2 separate regions of the Mus musculus genome follow, and region 2 is linked to region 1. The links are chromatin loops, found by intact Hi-C in ENCODE. Cell type or tissue: heart. All regions are shown on one strand. Each heading gives the region's core, and the rest is flanking DNA. Links, peaks and the distances in the headings are about the cores only.

Region 1 (8,334 bases), core at 193-8,192:
AAGGGTCAAATGACTGGTGATCAAGGGCAGAGGAGAAACAAGCCAAGTGTTCTAAAGTAGACGAGGCCACTACAGAGGAAGTGGACCAGAAAAGTTAGCATCCTGGATACCAAAGCAAGCACTTAAGTGAGTAAAGGCTGAGCTGTAACAACAATTCTTCCAACAGGTAGAACCTGAGGTTTAGGAACTATACAGTCTTAGCAAGAAAGACACTGGGAACCCTCGACAAGAGAGATTTCAGGGCAGTAGAAGTACAATTTGGTACAGTCTGACTGTAATGAATAGGTTAAACAAAACAAGTCAGGAAAAATGAAATGAAGACAGCCTAGGAATTTTTCCAGATACAGAAATTAAAAGGGGCAGGTGGCAGCTCAGTCAGGAAAAGTGTTCAACAAGGACAAGAGCGCAGCACCAAGACCCAAGGTCATCTGCTAGGATGACAGTGACAGCTCGTTAAGGAGAAACTAATGAGGTGGGGGAAGTGAAAACATGGCGAGAACCACAGCCTTGAGAAGAAAAGAAGAAATGGACCCTAACACATGCTATAAGAGCACGAATGATTCATCCATGGCTATAACCAACAGGATCACAACAGTTGGTACAGAGTCCAGGAAGTGGATTACTCTGTGGAAATTCTCTTTTGTTAGGCGTGAAGCCGATAGGGCAGAAGAGTGGGTGACAAAGGATTATTTAGGAAAATCTGTAACCGTTATTTCTTAAGCTAGGTATAATCAGCTATTTAATTAATTCACCCTTTTAGTTTTAAATCTTACTTCCCTTCCCCGCTGGTCTTTTGAGACAGAGACTCAAGTAGCTCAGGCTAACAAGGAGTTGGCTCTGCAACTAAAGCCAACCTTGAACTTCTGATTTTGTTCACTCATTCTTGAGATTATGAGTGCATACCACCATACTTGGCTTAAATTTTACTTTGAACACGTCAATTTCATTATTTTTAACCTTCTGGCTATTCTTTTAGATGTTTAATACTTCTATGCTTTTCTTAAGTACACTAAAACTGATATTAAATTACCTACTTAAAAATTTCAGAGCCTAAGGTATTGTCTTGAGTGTTTCCACTTATAGGTGTTCCTCAACTTTCCATGAGAAATTGCTCCCCTCCCAATAAACCCACTAAAACAAAAATATCAAATGGAAATGCAATTGAGACACATAGCCTACCATACAGCATGGATCAGAACCTCAGGAGACAACTTGTGGAGTCTGAGTTGTTTATTATGCTTGTGTTGGCATAGCTGATGGTGAACTGTTGCTCACTGTCCCTTCCTAGCACTGAAATTACAGAACTAGCATAACAGAAAAAAAAAAGTATCAAATTACGAAGTAGTTTCTACTAAGCAGATATAGCTTTCTCACCTGTGTAATTTAAAGAAAAAAAAAAAAGTCCAACCATCGTAAGCCAAAAATTCAACCATCATAAGCCGGGGGCTATTTGTATCTGATTCAAGGTACCTAGTGCCTTGTGGCTTGTGATAACTTTTTTTGGCACGCTCCTAGCTGTTTACTCCACTGGACACTATCTCTGAAATCTCTTAAGTCCTTGAGTTGAAAACACACTTCTCTAGGAGGAACGGATATTTGCTCTCTCTGGTAACCTGGGCTTGCTGTGAATTCCACTTCTAGCCAAAGCTCATCCTAGCACGAGTGATACAGAGTAAGCCTGAAAAGGCACGTGAGGGAGGGGCTGCTCACAGTCACAGCTTCTCAGCCGAGTTTTCAGCCCCTTCTTCGTAACTTTTTTCCTTTTCCACAAAATGGGGCTCATTTTCCATTCACACTTACACTAACAATGTATCTCTTTGGGGGTCTCTTATGATTTTTCCATTTTTAGGGAAGACACTGGTGTTATTTCTTACCAATTCTACCTCCACGAAGCTGTGAGACTAAAAGCTTGGTCTTCAGGTTTAAAAGAAACAAATCCTCCGGGTAGTGGAATGAGTCCCACATTTCTGACCTCCATTTAGTGGGGAGCTCTGTGTTCCTTGATTTCATGCCACCTCAGATGGGCATTTTAAAGGGTTTCAAATATATTTGACAGAAATATCCTTTTACAGGAAAACTGTATGTTAGCATGCCATGAACCATATTTGCATTTCATTTATAAGAAAATGGGGCATCAGATATACAAATGAACATCCTCTCACATAGTCAAAAACATTTTCCTGCTTTCAATATAGAAGGCAAAGTACCTATTTCCTTAAATGACTTTGATTTCTTGTGAACAGAGGTGTTTGTTCAACAATTCTAATTCTTCCTCTTACTTTTACTCTTTCTCCCCCTGCACACCCCGTCCCCCAAGTTTAGGATGCATGAGAAGTAGAGGAACTGTCTATGTTCCACCTTCTGATTGTCTGGTCTCTGTTTTTCTGTCCACTGAAGCAAGTATGCTGATTTGTTAATGCTGGGTAGAGCATAAAGGGCTACATTAGGGCCCCAGTTTATGTAACTTAATAAGCCAATTAAGCTCTCTGAACTTCACTTAACCACCACAGCCTTACACATGATATGTACCAAATAAAATGAGGTAATATATAATTAAACATGTTACAGGTTAAAGTGCTATCTAAAAATGACATCAAAACTGTATTTAGAAGAACAAAATATACTTTTGTAGACAGGCACGGTGTTACTTTGAAATGCACAAATATTTTATTGTTGATATATATATTACAAATATATATCAACAAATAGAATTACAGGTACATTATAAACCACTAATTACATGTGATTATTGGTAGCTAGAGAAACCTTAAGTGAAGCTTCTAGACTAGTGATTTTAAAAGTATACAATTAATTAATGACATATATCAAGCAAGAAAACAAGAAATCAGACTTTATTTAAAAGTTCTAAATGTAAGCTCCACTCAAGTCAAACACTCAAACTAGTAACTACAAAGTAACTTTGCTATTGACAGCCTAGGAAATTTATTTTTTCTAAATCTGATAGATACACCCAGAATCCTATCATAGTGTTTGCCAAGCCTGACTAAAGTATAGTGGAAAGAACAATTGCATCACAGACACTTACAAGGCTTGTTTAAAATTCTGATTCCTTGCTCAGTTCCAGATGGACTCAGCAAGCTCCACGTTTAACAAAAGGTTTCTTTTCCTTTCCCTTTCTTCCTTCTTTTCTCTGACTGGTTCATTGTTTAGTTTTTTGAGAGAGGGTCTTGCTATGTAGTCCTGGCTAACCCAGAATCTCAATATGTAGGCCAGCGTCCAACCTGCGGCAATCCTACTGTTTTTCCTACTGTTTGTGTTTTTTACCCCTGAGAGCTGAGGCTACAGGTGTATGCCACTGTTCCTAGCTGTTTATTTTTATCAAATCATTCAAGAGAACTCACACATGGACACAAACAGAATATTCTTGTATTCTAGGACTTCATGCTGGACACCATAACACCATGAACAAGGCAGAAAAACATGTTTACACGGTTACTCTCACAGTTACCATCATTTTTTTTTCTCTTAGCAATGAGTGTTAATTGCTTCAAACTGCATGCCCCTCATTATCAGGCCATCTGAGACACTTTTGTTTTTCTTCGGTTTTGGCTCTTCGAGCTAGCACTTTGCAGCAGGTGCAGACAAGATATAGCAGCATCTGGCAACCTGTTCAAACCTTCCTCACTAAAAGAGGCAGAGCTAACCTATCTCTTTTCAAGGCAAGAGGCTGTGCTTTGGCTTTCGAGTATGTAGTGAACACTTCAGTAATACCTGCCTAACCAAGGCAACGTCAAAGTCTACCGGACTGTCCAGCCAGCAAGCCTCACTATAGACTTAAGAAGCCCACAGTAGGGGCCTAGGCCCTCCAGTGTCATAACTGGGCTCACCTGGCATGCCACTTTGCATACGTAGGACAGGTGGATAATTATAAAGCGGGTAATGCCTATAGCTATCTCTAGAGCACAAGTTCAAGGAAATGAAGTAATGCCCCCTCTAGCCCAGGAAGAGGATGGAGGGTCTGCCTCCCTGTCATCTGAGGGAAGGATGTCAGAGGTTTGTGTCCCCAACACCTTCACCACTCAAGACTTGTGTCTCCCCGTCACCATCACAAAGATAAAGCCGCTAGCGCTTACTGGCCGTCACCATCTTCCTCTTCCGTAAACCATCACCACGCGTGTCGTGTCCCCGCGCCCGCCGCGCTTTACAGACGTTTCCCGCACTAGCCGGCGCGGTTCTCAATCCCTGGCTGGCCACTCGCACCTGCACCTCGGCCTCTCGGCGACGCCGGCGTGACCCGTCCCCTGCCTTTGGTCCTCGGGCTTACCTGAGTCTTGACCAGACTTGAGAGGAAGCTCAGGGTGACAAGCAGTTGCACCGCGGCCGCCGCCCCCTGCCCAGTAACGGCCCGGCGGAACCCCGGACTCATGGTGACCTCGGCCGCTGCCGTCGCCTCGGCCGATCGGGGCTGGGGAACGACGGCCCGCCGCGACGACGACAGCAGGGGGCAGTGCCTGGGAGCCGGGAGCCTCCAGGACCCGGGGTCTGAGCGCCGGTCTCGGGCAAGGAACACTCTACCGTTCGCAGCAGCAGCGACTGATGTACCAGTGCTGCGCGCCCCCGCTTCATCCCAGGAGGCCCCGCCCCCGGCGTCCTCAGTTATGATCACGCCCTCTGCGCAAAGCCTTCTGGGAGTTGTAGTCCCTGTAGCCCCTTGGGGCCCCCCCACAGTGGGAAGGTCTTGAAAATGGAGAACTACAGGCTCGGAGGTCGCTCTGCCTCCCTGAGGCGGGGCTCCGCGGCGGCCAATGAGGCGGGACCACGAGGCCTCCAAAACACCCAGGAGCAGGCGGGAGAGTGGGTGCTGTTTTAGGGGTTGGCCTGAGGTGGTGGAACCTCTGTTTCGTCGCTCTGAGAAACAAGACTGTCCACCCCCATCCCCGCAGGTCTTCAGGCACTATGCCAATAGCTCTTTGTCACCGCTTGACCTACTGGGGCCAGGATTTTCTCGCCAGGCCGGCCGAATCTTTGACTTGCTATTCCCAAGAGCTTTCTTTGCCTTTTTTCTCACCTCTGCAGCTACCTAAAACCACCTGGCATCTTGTCAGGAAGTCTTCAGCACCTCCTTCATGTCACATGCCCCAGAAGTATCATTGCTTGGTGTCTCCACTACTCCTCTACCAACACCAGAAAATCTATAATACATTTTAAAGGATGAAGGAAAACCCCAGTCTATACAGTGAAAAACGAAGAATCGGGATAAACGCACAGAAAAGCTTAAAGGGACATAGACTATCCCAAATGTAACACATTCTAGATGGTTTTGTGGTCTTAATTACACCTCAAATATTGTTCTGGGATTATGTAAGGTTATGTACATAAGCTTCCTGTAGTCCCTAGCAAATAAGTGATCAATTAATGGTAATCGCTAACTTTACCGATATTCCTGAGTTATAGGAAACTTACATTCAGTAGTATGTATCAATTTGTCATTGTTGATGTAACAAATGACCAGAAGGGTAGTGATTGAAAACAACCCCAATGTATTATCTTACATTCTGGAAGCCAGAAAACTAAAACAAACTGCATCCATTTGGAATATTCTAGAGAATAATGTTTCCTTGCTTTTTCTAGCTTCTATGGCCAATCAAATTCCTAGATTCAGGACCTCACATGACACAGTGGCATAGCCTGCTTTTGTCGTCTGTGCTTTCTGACCCTATCTCTCTTGTGTCCCTACATATAAAGACTTTCGATTGCATGGTGCTCACCCGGATAACCCAGGCAATTTCCTGATCTCAAAATCCTTAATCACATCTTCAAAATCTCCTCTGGCCTCTCTGGTAACATGAGAACATTCGCATCCATGATTCCATCTAGACCCACTGCATGATCTGTAGGGTCAGCCAGAAATGAAAGTCCAGGGGAAATGAGAAGACTTTTAAGGCGGAGACAACAGAACAATAAACCAGTCCAAGACCCTGGAACTTCACAGGCCATCTTCCCATGTCACCAGCTCCCTTTTCTCCACATAGCTAACAGAGAACTGTGTGCGACTTGCTTCTCAAAGCTGCCTTTCTATGCTCTTCATCGCTCTGCGCTTTGGGTATGCATGGGACTTTCCTCAGGTCCCTTTGTGCTGCAATTGGCCCAGATAATGTGTACATCATGGAACATAGCCATTTTTTTTAGTTATAAACTGCCTTATTTTTAAATTTCACATTTTAAATATCTGATATCAAGGGCAGAAACCATGCCTGTCATTCGGAGCACTTCAGGGCCTGTCACAAAGAAAAACTTGAGCTTTTCTATCAACTTTTCAATTGGTAGAAGAAAAACAAGTTTACAAAGATTATAATGGCACACACACCATTTGTTTTAGCTCAGAAACTTTACTCACAATGTTTGGAAACATTTTTTTCTCTCAGTGAGTGAAATCAGACATGGGTGTTTTTCATGAAAAAGAAAGGTTCACATTGCCCTGTGCTGTGATCTGTTTTAGCGTTTGCTGTAATGAGCAGGATGAGGAGTTGATTAATTGATGAATAAGCTACTGTCCTCTGTTTTAGCCTTGCGGTTTATTTCTTATTAGAGCAGGCATTGCCTTTATAATGATACCCATGCTCCTTACCTACACTCCTTAACTTCAAACTTCCCATCCTAGTTAGGGGTTTGCAAGTTGAAACAGGAAGAACCTTTGTAGCAAGCTATAGAAAAATTCAGATCCAGCTAGATTTAAAAACAATAAGAAAACTAGTAATAAGTCAGGAAAACTGGCAACTTTGGGAATGAACAAGGCTTCATCACTTACAGTTCCAGAAAAGTGAGTCCATCGGGGTGTGACTCAAGGACCAAAAGGAGCATGGACCGTTCTGGACTTTTCCAGAACATTCCCATTGGCTTGGCTCATTGTTCTCGGTTACTTTTCACACTCTATCCTCCCATCAAACTTCAAATTACTCCTCAAGTTTAGCTGAGAGAAGGGGAGATGAGGGGAGGTAAAGAAGGGGAGAGAGAAAGAGAGAGAGAGAGAGAGAGAGAGAGAGAGAGAGAGAGAGAGAGAACAGAAATCCTGCAGGATTACAAAGAATGGGAAGAGGTACACAAATTCATGGAAGCCATTCTCTAAGTATGTCTCACGAATTTACTTTATTTTTTGTGGTTGTAGAAATTGAACCTAGGGCCTCACACATGTCAGACAAGCACTCTACTACTGAGCCATGTCCCTGGCCCTCTTCATGGTTTCATTTTAAAAACATTTTTATTTATGCATATATGTGTGTGCATGCAGTGCCTGCAGATGACAGAGAAAGGAATCAGATCCCCCTGGAACTGGAGTTATAGGAGGCTGGGGGCTGCCTGCTATGGGTGGTTAGGAGAGAACTGGGCCCTTCTGCAAGGGCAGCAAGCGTTCTTAACCACTGAGCCATCTCTCCAACTCCCTTTTTTAAATCTTGCTAAGTTGCCTAGAGAGGCCATGAGATTTCCATGTACGTGCCTCAAGCCAACTGAGTAGCCAGAATTGCAGGCCTGCCTCCAGGCCTGGCTTTAAAAGCACTTTTCTTTCTTTCTTTCTTTCTTTCTTTCTTTCTTTCTTTCTTTCTTTCTTTCTTTCTTCCTTCCTTCCTTCCTTCCTTCCTTTCTTTCATCCTTTCTTTCTTTCTTTCTTTCTTTCTTTCTTTCTTTCTTTCTAACCTTGGCTTGCACTCTATATTCATTAAATTGTCACAGATGTCCCGGTCTATGGGTACACAGAAAAGTATACCAAATAAAGCTGTAATATGTTTTTGCAGATAATGCAATTTATTATTTACAAACCACCTGGCTTAGACAAGCCTAATTTTCTGGAACTAAGGGACAGGAAAATTGTTTTTCTTTCAGTGGAAAAAAATATATGAGCCTCACAGATCAATTGTAGAAAGAGTGAGGACCAATTTTTGTCAATTAGTACAAGTCCTTCGGGGCAAACAGTGATGATTTCCCATTGACGTGGTGAGGGTGGGTCAATGTTCTCAGTACAGATGATCTGTTACTTTTCTCATTGCTGTGACCAGCAAGAAACAACTGAAGGGGAAACAGGTGAGTCCATCCGTCATGTGGTAGGGAGATACACCGAAGCAGGGGACCAGGCTCTAATCTGTAGCCATGGGAACATGAGGCTAGGGAACAAAAAAGTCAGGCTTTAAACCTCAGGCACCTACCCACCTACCCCTATATACACACACACAAACACACACACACCATACATAATACCACATACCTCACAGACATACACACTCACCCCTACCCACCTACCCCTACATACACAACACATACACACACACACACCATACATAATACCACACACCTCACAGACATACACACTCACCCCTACCC
Region 2 (8,334 bases), core at 142-8,141, 110 kb after region 1:
TGTTGAACAGAGGCTTGGCTAGACAGGAAGAGATTCAATGTTCCTGGGTAACGCTGCTCAAGTGTGAGAGACATTAGGTCAAAGTGAAAGAATTTGGGGCCAGGGAGACAGGTGTCAGTACAGTGCTTCCCACACATAACCATCTATGTTTGATCTTAGTATCCACATAAAAAGCTAGGTGTGGCAGAGTGTGTTTGTAATCCCAGCACTGGAGAAGCAGAGACAGGAGGATTCCTAGAGTTTGCAGGCCAGCTAGTCTAGCGAAACCCAAAAGCTCCAGGTCTCAGTGAGATGTCCTGTCTCAAAAAGGAAGATGGGCCGGGCGGTGGTGGCGCACGCCTTTAATCCCAGCACTTGGGAGGCAGAGGCAGAGGCAGGCAGATTTCTGAGTTCGAGGCCAGCCTGGTCTACAAAGTGAGTTCCAGGACAGCCAGGCCTATAGAGAAACCCTGTCTCGAAAAAATCAAAAAAAAAAAAAAAAAAAAAAAAAGGAAGATGGGTGACTCTGCAGTAACGATACCCAGGTTAACCTCTGGCCTCTACACACATTTGGTTGTCAGTCACATGATGGTAAATGTTTCACATCTGGCTTTTAAGAGAAAAAAATCCTGAGAAGCAAGACAAGTGAGACAGCACAAATTGGCTCTCCTAGCTGGTCTGAGTAGACTTTAATCTTCATTAAATGTTCATGGATGTCTGGCTACAACCTACTAGTGAGTTTTACAAATAATGTAGTGGATTATAAATGGCATTTTAAACTTTAACATTTTTTATTTTTTGTGTTCTGCCTACATGTAGGTCTGTGCACCATTCGTGTCCATGAATAGTATTTTTTGTTTTGTTTTTTTGTTTGTTTGGTTGATTTTGGTTTTTTGAGACAGAGTTTCTCTGTGTAGCCTTGGCTGTCCTGAAACTCCCTCTATAGACCAGGCTGTCCCCAAACTCAAAGAGATTCACCTCCCTCTGTCTTCTGAGTACTGGGATTGAAGGACATCACTGCCCAGCCTATGAATAGCCTTTTAAAAAACTGGACAGAATATTCCAAACTGATTCTCCATTGAAACATATGAAGTCAGAGCAGAAACACTTATGCAAGGGTGGGCATCTCTCCAGCCCCAGTGAAAAGCTTTCCTTACTCTTCCACTTGCTCGATTCTCAATTCTTCCCAGCTAAGTGTTTTGCGAGTTTATGAGCCCTCTTCACAGGGCTTCTCCAGCTCTCATTTCTACACTTCTTTAAAGTCAGTTTCCAGTGAGCCCGGCAGCTACACAACACGCATTGATCCTGTTCCTGCTCTTTGACCCCTCAGAGCATTCAGAAACCTGGATGTTCTCTGTTTTGGATACCCATAGCCATTCCCAGCAGGTCGGTCTCTAAAGTCTCTCTCTCTCTCTCTCTCTCTCTCTCTCTCTCTCTCTCCCTTAATCCCCCTCTCTTTTCCTGACTTTTCTCCCAGGCTCTGGCCAAGTCTGTTTCCTCCTCCTATCTGCACTCCTAAAGGACCTCACTTCCAAGCTGTCATCCCCTCTTCCTCCCACCCATCAGCCTCAGCATGCTGATCTTTATTTTCAGAGCACACAGTTGCTCTCAGCAGCTCCGGGATTTTGTACTAGCTATTCCCACACCTTGGAATGCATCCAGCTCTGAGGTGAATTTATTATTTTAACTCTGTAAAGAAGGGGTCAACTCAGGCAAAACTGAAGATAACTCAACTGCTCTTCATTTTGAATAATGTAGCACTCAACCGAAGCCTGGGGAGCCCTTCTTTAGAGGCATTACAGTAGGGTTGGGAATGTGTATGGCAGATTCCCTATTGACCAAGCCAGCTCCGTCAGTCAACAGGTTCTCCAGGGAGGGAGTCGGAATTAAAAAGAAAAAAGACAACAAGACAACACTGTGGCATGACCCCAGCGAGTTCTGAGGCTGAGTCAGGCTTATAATGTTTTTCCAGTCTGCTTTGATACCAGTTTAAGTACATGCAAAATAATATCAGTTCTGGGTCAAGGACAAGCAGGACTATAAACACAAACAGTCAAGGAACAAAGTCCTGTGATCAATGTTTCCAGGCAGGGGCTTATCAAGATGACCAAGATATCTGAGCCTACTTCCCTCTCCTAGCCCAAAGTCACATTCTTGACTGAAGCCTACTTCTTTGCTCTAGCCCAAAACGATATTCCTGCCTGAGCTTACTTCTGTGTCCTGGCCCAATGTTTAATTCCTGCAAAGTTTCTAGAAACGGGCTCCAAAAGCTCTCCACACCCTATCTCTTACAAACCCCAGAAAGTGTAGTGAGAAGCCTACCACACCTAGTAATAACAACAGAGCTAAGACAACATACATCAAGGGTTAACTCCAGCTATTAAAGTAGAATCTTGAGGAGTTAATCAAAATTAGAAAATGGACATGAGGAAGGAGAAAAAGTAACGAATCAGAACACGAGGTTGCTGCTAAGAGGCTTTAAAAAAATAAAATACAAGTTCAAAACAAAATAAAACACACAGCCAGAGAAAAAGACCAAATGGCTATGTCAAACATGTCCTTTAAAAACAAACATGGCTAATATCTAGAAAAGAACATAACCTTGAGGCCATTAGGACATCAAAACTAGGTAGCTCAGTCAGCCATTCTCAGCGCCCTACAGTTTTATTTAAGTTTGTTCGTACAAATACGGGGCAAACCGTCAGCAGTGCAGCGCCCTGACTATGCAGCTCAGTGCTTATTGACCATCTACTCTGCTCAGAACTGAGCATCAGTGTCTAAACTGTTTCCTAAGGAAGCGTTCCCTGTAGTAAACTCCAGCACAGAATAAGCGGCCAATCACCCAGTGTTGACATGTTCTGGCTACTGCTCACAGGATGGGGTTTCTTGCAGGGACAAAGAAGAACGAATTCCTCCACACACAAGGCTAGTTATTGGCAATGAGTGGCTGCTAAATCTGATTGGCTCACAACATTGTTCAGTTCTGACCCAAGGCTGCAAAGGAGGCAAACCCAGGAGTACCCCGGCCACACCCCCCACGATTATTCTTTAAGTGTATTTTTAACACCCTTGAGATCAGGTATCTGTCCCAGAGTGACCCCGAATTCCTTAAGTTCTCCAGTATGACATTGAACTTGTGGTCCTCCTGCCTCCACCTCGCAGGGCTGGAACTACAGGGGTGCACCCCGACCGATTTGTGCAGAGCTGGGTGGAAATCAACCTGGGGGCTTCCAGCACGTGAGGTGAGCCACACCCCAACCCCAGCCAGCCACTCCCACAGCCAGCCATAGGTCTGCGTGTGTGACATTAAGAGCCCAACAGCCCCAGCTCGCAGCACTCGGACGCCCCGCCCCTGCAGTCGTTCTCGCGGAAACGGCCGCGGGCTGACCCCGCCCTCTGCCTGTGGCGGCTCCGGGAACCGGACGGCGTCCGTCAGGGGACACAAGTCGGAGCAAAGCGCTTACTACCACCGGGGTGAGTCCTGGCGACTGCGGGCTCAGGGACATCGGGATACCACTGTTCCCGGACCGGAATCCGAGTGTGGACACGGCATCCCGCCGTCTCCTCCGTGACACATGCACGGGGCACCGGACACCGGGAGCGATCGTGGGTTGAGGCTTGTACTGGGACCGTAGTGTCGGGACAACGCTGACTGCTGCGGTGAGGGCTCTCCGCTCGGCGGCTCACCTGCCAGGGAAAGGGCGAGCATCACCTGGATCCCCAAGAATGACAGGCCCAGGGACAGTTGACAGCTGTGTCACACTCCGTTATTCCAGACACGCACTTTAGCATGCTGCGTCATTCTATCCCAACGTTAAACACGGGGAAACGCAATTTCTCTGGGTTTGGGAATCGTCCTAAACCTAAGCCACGGCTTGTTGTGACTGACGGTGATACGTGTCTGGAGACTTCGGAGAGTAGTTATTTAATGCCAACCTAGGCCATCTTGATCTCTCTCCGGGAAAGATATCAATTATGGATGTGGTGATGGCAATTCCTTGTCTCCTTTTTGCTCTAGTTCGTGCTTCCTGGATTGCACAGAACAGAATTAAAGGCTCAGAGGATTTGAATAAAATGAGTTAGTGACAGATACTAGGTAGGGGTCTAGGGTGGTTTTTAGGGGTGTAACCAAGAGAGATGCAATTTTCTTTTCTCCGGTAAAATAAGAGATTTGGCGAGTGCCTATTGTCTACAGCCTGGCGGAACTGTAGGAAGTAAAAGACAGGAAACTCTAGTTTCATTTTCTGGCTTGGTTCTGGTTTGAGTCATCAGGACTAGAGGTAGTAAATGATTCAGTGGGCAGGGCGCAGTGCCGAGGGGGCGCTCTTATCTTTCAAAACCGGGCTGATGCAAAACATTGCATTTGGTATTCCCCGGAGTAACTCTGCCACCCCCACCCCACCCTCAACTTACTTAATTTGGCTGGTTGAAGAAGAGCAATGTTTTCTAGCAATAATAGCTAACACATACAGAGCTGTTTTCTGCTATTTAAACTAGTACAATCCTCAGGGCAATCCTATGATGTGATTCCTACTTGTTTTACTAATAGGAAAAGTTAAATGAATATTGTCCTGGTTTCAAAGCACTGCTTGAGTGATATTTGTGTCTTGGTTTTGTGTTATTTCCTAGCTTGTATTTTATTTGTATTTACTGCTTTTGATTTGTTTGGTTTTGCAGTGCTGGCACAGAACCCAGGGCCTCATCACACTAGGCAAGCTCTCTATTCAGCCCTTAAACATTATCTTGAGACAGGATGCCTTAGTCTCTATTCTCCTGCTGTGAAGAGACACCATGACCATAGCAACTCTTTAAAAGGAACGCGTTTAACTGGGGCTTGCTTATAGTCTGAGAGGTTCAAGTCCATTGTCACCATGACTAGAAAGCACGTGGCATGCAGGCAGACGTGGTGCTGGAGAAGCAGCTGAAAGTTCTACATCCGGATTCCCAGGCCGCAGGAAGGGAGAGGCACTGGGCCTGGCTTGGGCTATACCTCTTAATCCTTTTAAATAGTTCCACTCTTTGGTGATTAAGCATTCAAACCTATGAACCTATGGGAGCCATTCTTATGTGAACTGCCTGCCACACGGGATCTAACTCACCTAGGCTAGGGTCCAATTGTTCTTCCTGTCGCAGGCTTGCTCACAAGTGGCTTCGATCACAGGTATTGTGCCACCACACTTACAGTTTTAGTATTTTTAACAGGAAACTTCATGTAATTTCCTCCTTACATATTTTTTAAATAATTCCTGCACTGATCACTTAAAATTATTTCATTTAAGGCCAGGCATGGTGGCACATGCCTTTAATCCCAGCGCTTGGAATGCAGAGGCAGGCAAATTTCTGAGTTCAAGGCCAGCCTGGTCTACAGAGTGAGTTCCAGGATAGCCAGGGCTACATAGAGAAACCCTGTCTCAGAAAAAAAAAATTATTTCATTTCTAAGTATGTTATGAAGACTATATGGTAGGACTTTGGTTATACTAACACTTATTTGGTAACTATCCGTAAAGTAATATAATTTACATAGAAAAGTTTGATGTAGAGAAAAATCACGCATGGCTGTTTTTCTATATTGTTTTTACACAGGACAAGTTTTTACTTTGAGTAATCCTTAAATGAAGAGTGGGTAAAGTGTGTATACGGAAGAGAGACTCCAATCAACAATATCAATAAGTTGAAAAAGAAAAATGTTGTCCTTAAATAACCTACAAAATATCATCTATAACCCGGTAACAGATTTTTACCTTTTTTTTTTTTTTTTTTTTTTTTTTTTTTGCCTGTGGTAGGATTGACAGGAAATACACTCAAGTTGTAATTATCACTGGGGCCAGGCATGAACACACAGTTCAGTTAGCACACACACACACACACACACACACACACACACATGTATGCATAAACCTTGACGCTACAACACACACATGAAGGGAAGGTCTGGGGACAACTCTTGGGAAATTATATTCTACCATTTGGGTCTGGAAGTTGAACTCAGGTGATCAGATTTGGCAGGAGGCACCTTTACCTGCTGAGCTATGGTACTGGCTTCCTTCCTTCCCCTGTCTGTCTGTCTGTCTGCCCATCTGTTGTATAGACGCTAGCACCTATGACTTCATGATTTGGGTGGATGATAGCACTAGGCCGCACTGTCCGTCCACCCACCACTCACTGTCCATTCACTTGTCAGTTTTTTCTGATTGTTTGTTTGGTTGGTTGGTTTTCTCTGTGTAGCTCTGGCTGTCCTGGAACTCACTTTGTAGACCAGGCTGGCCTCGAACTCAGAAATCCGCCTGCCTCTGCCTCCCGAGTGCTGGGATTAAAGGTATGTGCCCTCCCCCTGCCTGGCTGCTTGCTTGTTTTAAGATGTGGCATTGCCATGTTGTCCAGTCTGACCTCAAACTTGAAATCCACTTGCCTGAAACCCCAGTACTGGGATTATAGACTGGTGTGCTCCTCCACACCTGGCTTTTTGTGGTGTTTTTGAAATGAGAACTGTACACAAGAAGTTAATGTCTCAGACTTCTGCTCTGTTTTCCCAACACTGCTTGGAAGTGTAGCAGAGGAAATGTGGAGAGCCAGAGGCAAGAGAGCTGAGCAAACCATGTTGTCCAGTTTAGGCTGCTGGTGGGAGTCTGACTGACTGCTAGAAAACGCAGTCAACATCCTGGCCTTCTGGAAAGCTGTCAAGAGCTTTCTGGTTTTCTGTGCTGGCTAGCCTCTCTAGATGTGCCAGGTTTCCTTTTGCCACCACTGTTGTTAGAGACCTGACATAGGGCCACTGGTTTTTGGTGACGCCCCTAGGAGACTCTTGGGCAGTAGAATTGGTGAAAGTCAGTGAACTGGCTGCGCCTGTTGACAACCTAGCTGTGATTTCCCTCCATAACTTCCAGTACCACAGTGAAAGAAAGGTTTAACAACCATGTCAAGCAAACTGAATTTTGGGGAGAAATAGCCTTATGTCACAGTGGGTTTAAAAACGGTTTACAAAATCTGACATCAGTAAAGACATTTAAAGTGATTTGCTGTATGTTGTAGCTAAAAACATCTCAAGGTTTCAAGGTTGTGGACTGGAAAAAACAAGACTAGGCTTATGTGGTGTGTGTGTGTATCCATGCATGTATGTGTAGGAGAGAGTGCATGCATGTGTATATGTATGTGGTGAGTGTGTGTTTGGTGTGTGTGTGTGTGTGTGTGTGTGTGTGTGTGTATCCATGCATGTATGTGTAGGAGAGAGTGCATGCATGTGTATATGTATGTGGTGAGTGTGTGTGTGTGTGTTTTCTTTTTCTGGACTTGGTGGAAGACAGGAGCTGCTTCCCATTCATTTGACCTCATGAAGGTTTTAATGTTCTCAGTCCAGACTGGCGAAAGCTCTGTCCATGTAAACACTTCTTGGTACAGATGAAGTACACACTGTAACTGGTGGTATCTTTTTTTTTTTTTTTACTTTTCTACTTAGTATATTTCTTTCATTCGTTCCACTGAAATAATTTGAAAAATTAAAAGCCAGAGTCACTTTTCATTCAGATTGAGTGAGTAGTTTGAAGACGTCGCCGTCACTCGGTACCAGGAGTGCTGTGGAGTGGCATCTGTGGGCTCTTCATTGTCCTTGTCTTCCCGTGGGTTTTGTAGTAGTTGTTTTCCAGGAACTCTTGGTTTTGTTCTGTTGAGATAACCTGGGCACCTGACTTCGTAGCTGAGGTTAGCCTCCGGCTTACATCAGTCTTTTTGCCTCAGCTTCCAAGGGCAACTTGAGCTTCCACACCCAACTTGTGGGAACTTAAGCCCCTTTGATATCCAGCAGGCCAAGAAGCTAGTAGACACGAGTCTGCGTCAGTCTTATTCTCACAAACCACGCATCAGCATCTCATCAGCATTACCCCCAGCTGGAGCTGAGGGATGGCTCCTTCTGGAACCAGTTCCCTGAGGCCCCACCTGAGAGTCACCACACAGGGCGGTACCGGCTCCTAGCTGCTGAGTTATTGCAGCCAAAGGGCAGAGAGCAACTCTGCCTGAGGAAGAAATGCCAGGGCAGAGTCCAGCAGAATCCAGCACATGCTTCAGGGCCTTTGAGATCCTCCACAGTGACAGTAATGTGGAGCTGGTCACAGAGGGGCTGCCTGCTTCACATACAGGAGCACTCCAGGCACCTAGAAGGGAAGCTCAGGCGTTGTCCTGTTGTTTAGGGCGATAAGAGCCTTCTTGGAGACCCCAGTGAAGGCCTCAACCAGGAGTCAGCCTCTCCAGGGAGGCTCTCTGCCTCACGCTTGCTTCATCTCCATCAGTACCTTTCTCCTCGTCTCCAGTTGGCTCTTTACGTATGAGTTGAGAATTGGGCACGGTGACTGACTCTAATCAGT

Evidence for each region. Peaks named below come from ENCODE experiments on the same cell type or tissue, not always from the same donor. Only the 100,000 strongest peaks of a DNase experiment are listed, where the experiment ranks them.
Region 2: it touches region 1 in a loop (4-fold over the local background); 13 of 42 quality-filtered maps call a loop at or near these places.

Annotation. Positions count from the first base shown.
Region 1 is chr13:12,562,130-12,570,463 of GRCm38, reverse strand. Ero1b (endoplasmic reticulum oxidoreductase 1 beta) reads right to left here and starts at 4,581. Exons shown (of 16, transcript NM_026184.2): 1 at 4,286-4,581. The coding sequence starts at 4,387. In heart, for the core only: a CTCF peak has its summit at 4,478 (motif pointing right); a DNase peak (open chromatin) is centred at 4,663; H3K4me3 peaks cover 1,638 bases; H3K27ac peaks cover 1,116 bases; H3K27me3 peaks cover 293 bases.
Region 2 is chr13:12,456,546-12,464,879 of GRCm38, reverse strand. Lgals8 (lectin, galactose binding, soluble 8) reads left to right here and starts at 3,142. Exons shown (of 10, transcript NM_001199043.1): 1 at 3,142-3,639; 2 at 5,564-5,706. The coding sequence starts at 5,665. In heart, for the core only: a CTCF peak has its summit at 4,279; DNase peaks (open chromatin) are centred at 3,369 and 4,289; H3K4me3 peaks cover 2,213 bases; H3K27ac peaks cover 1,895 bases.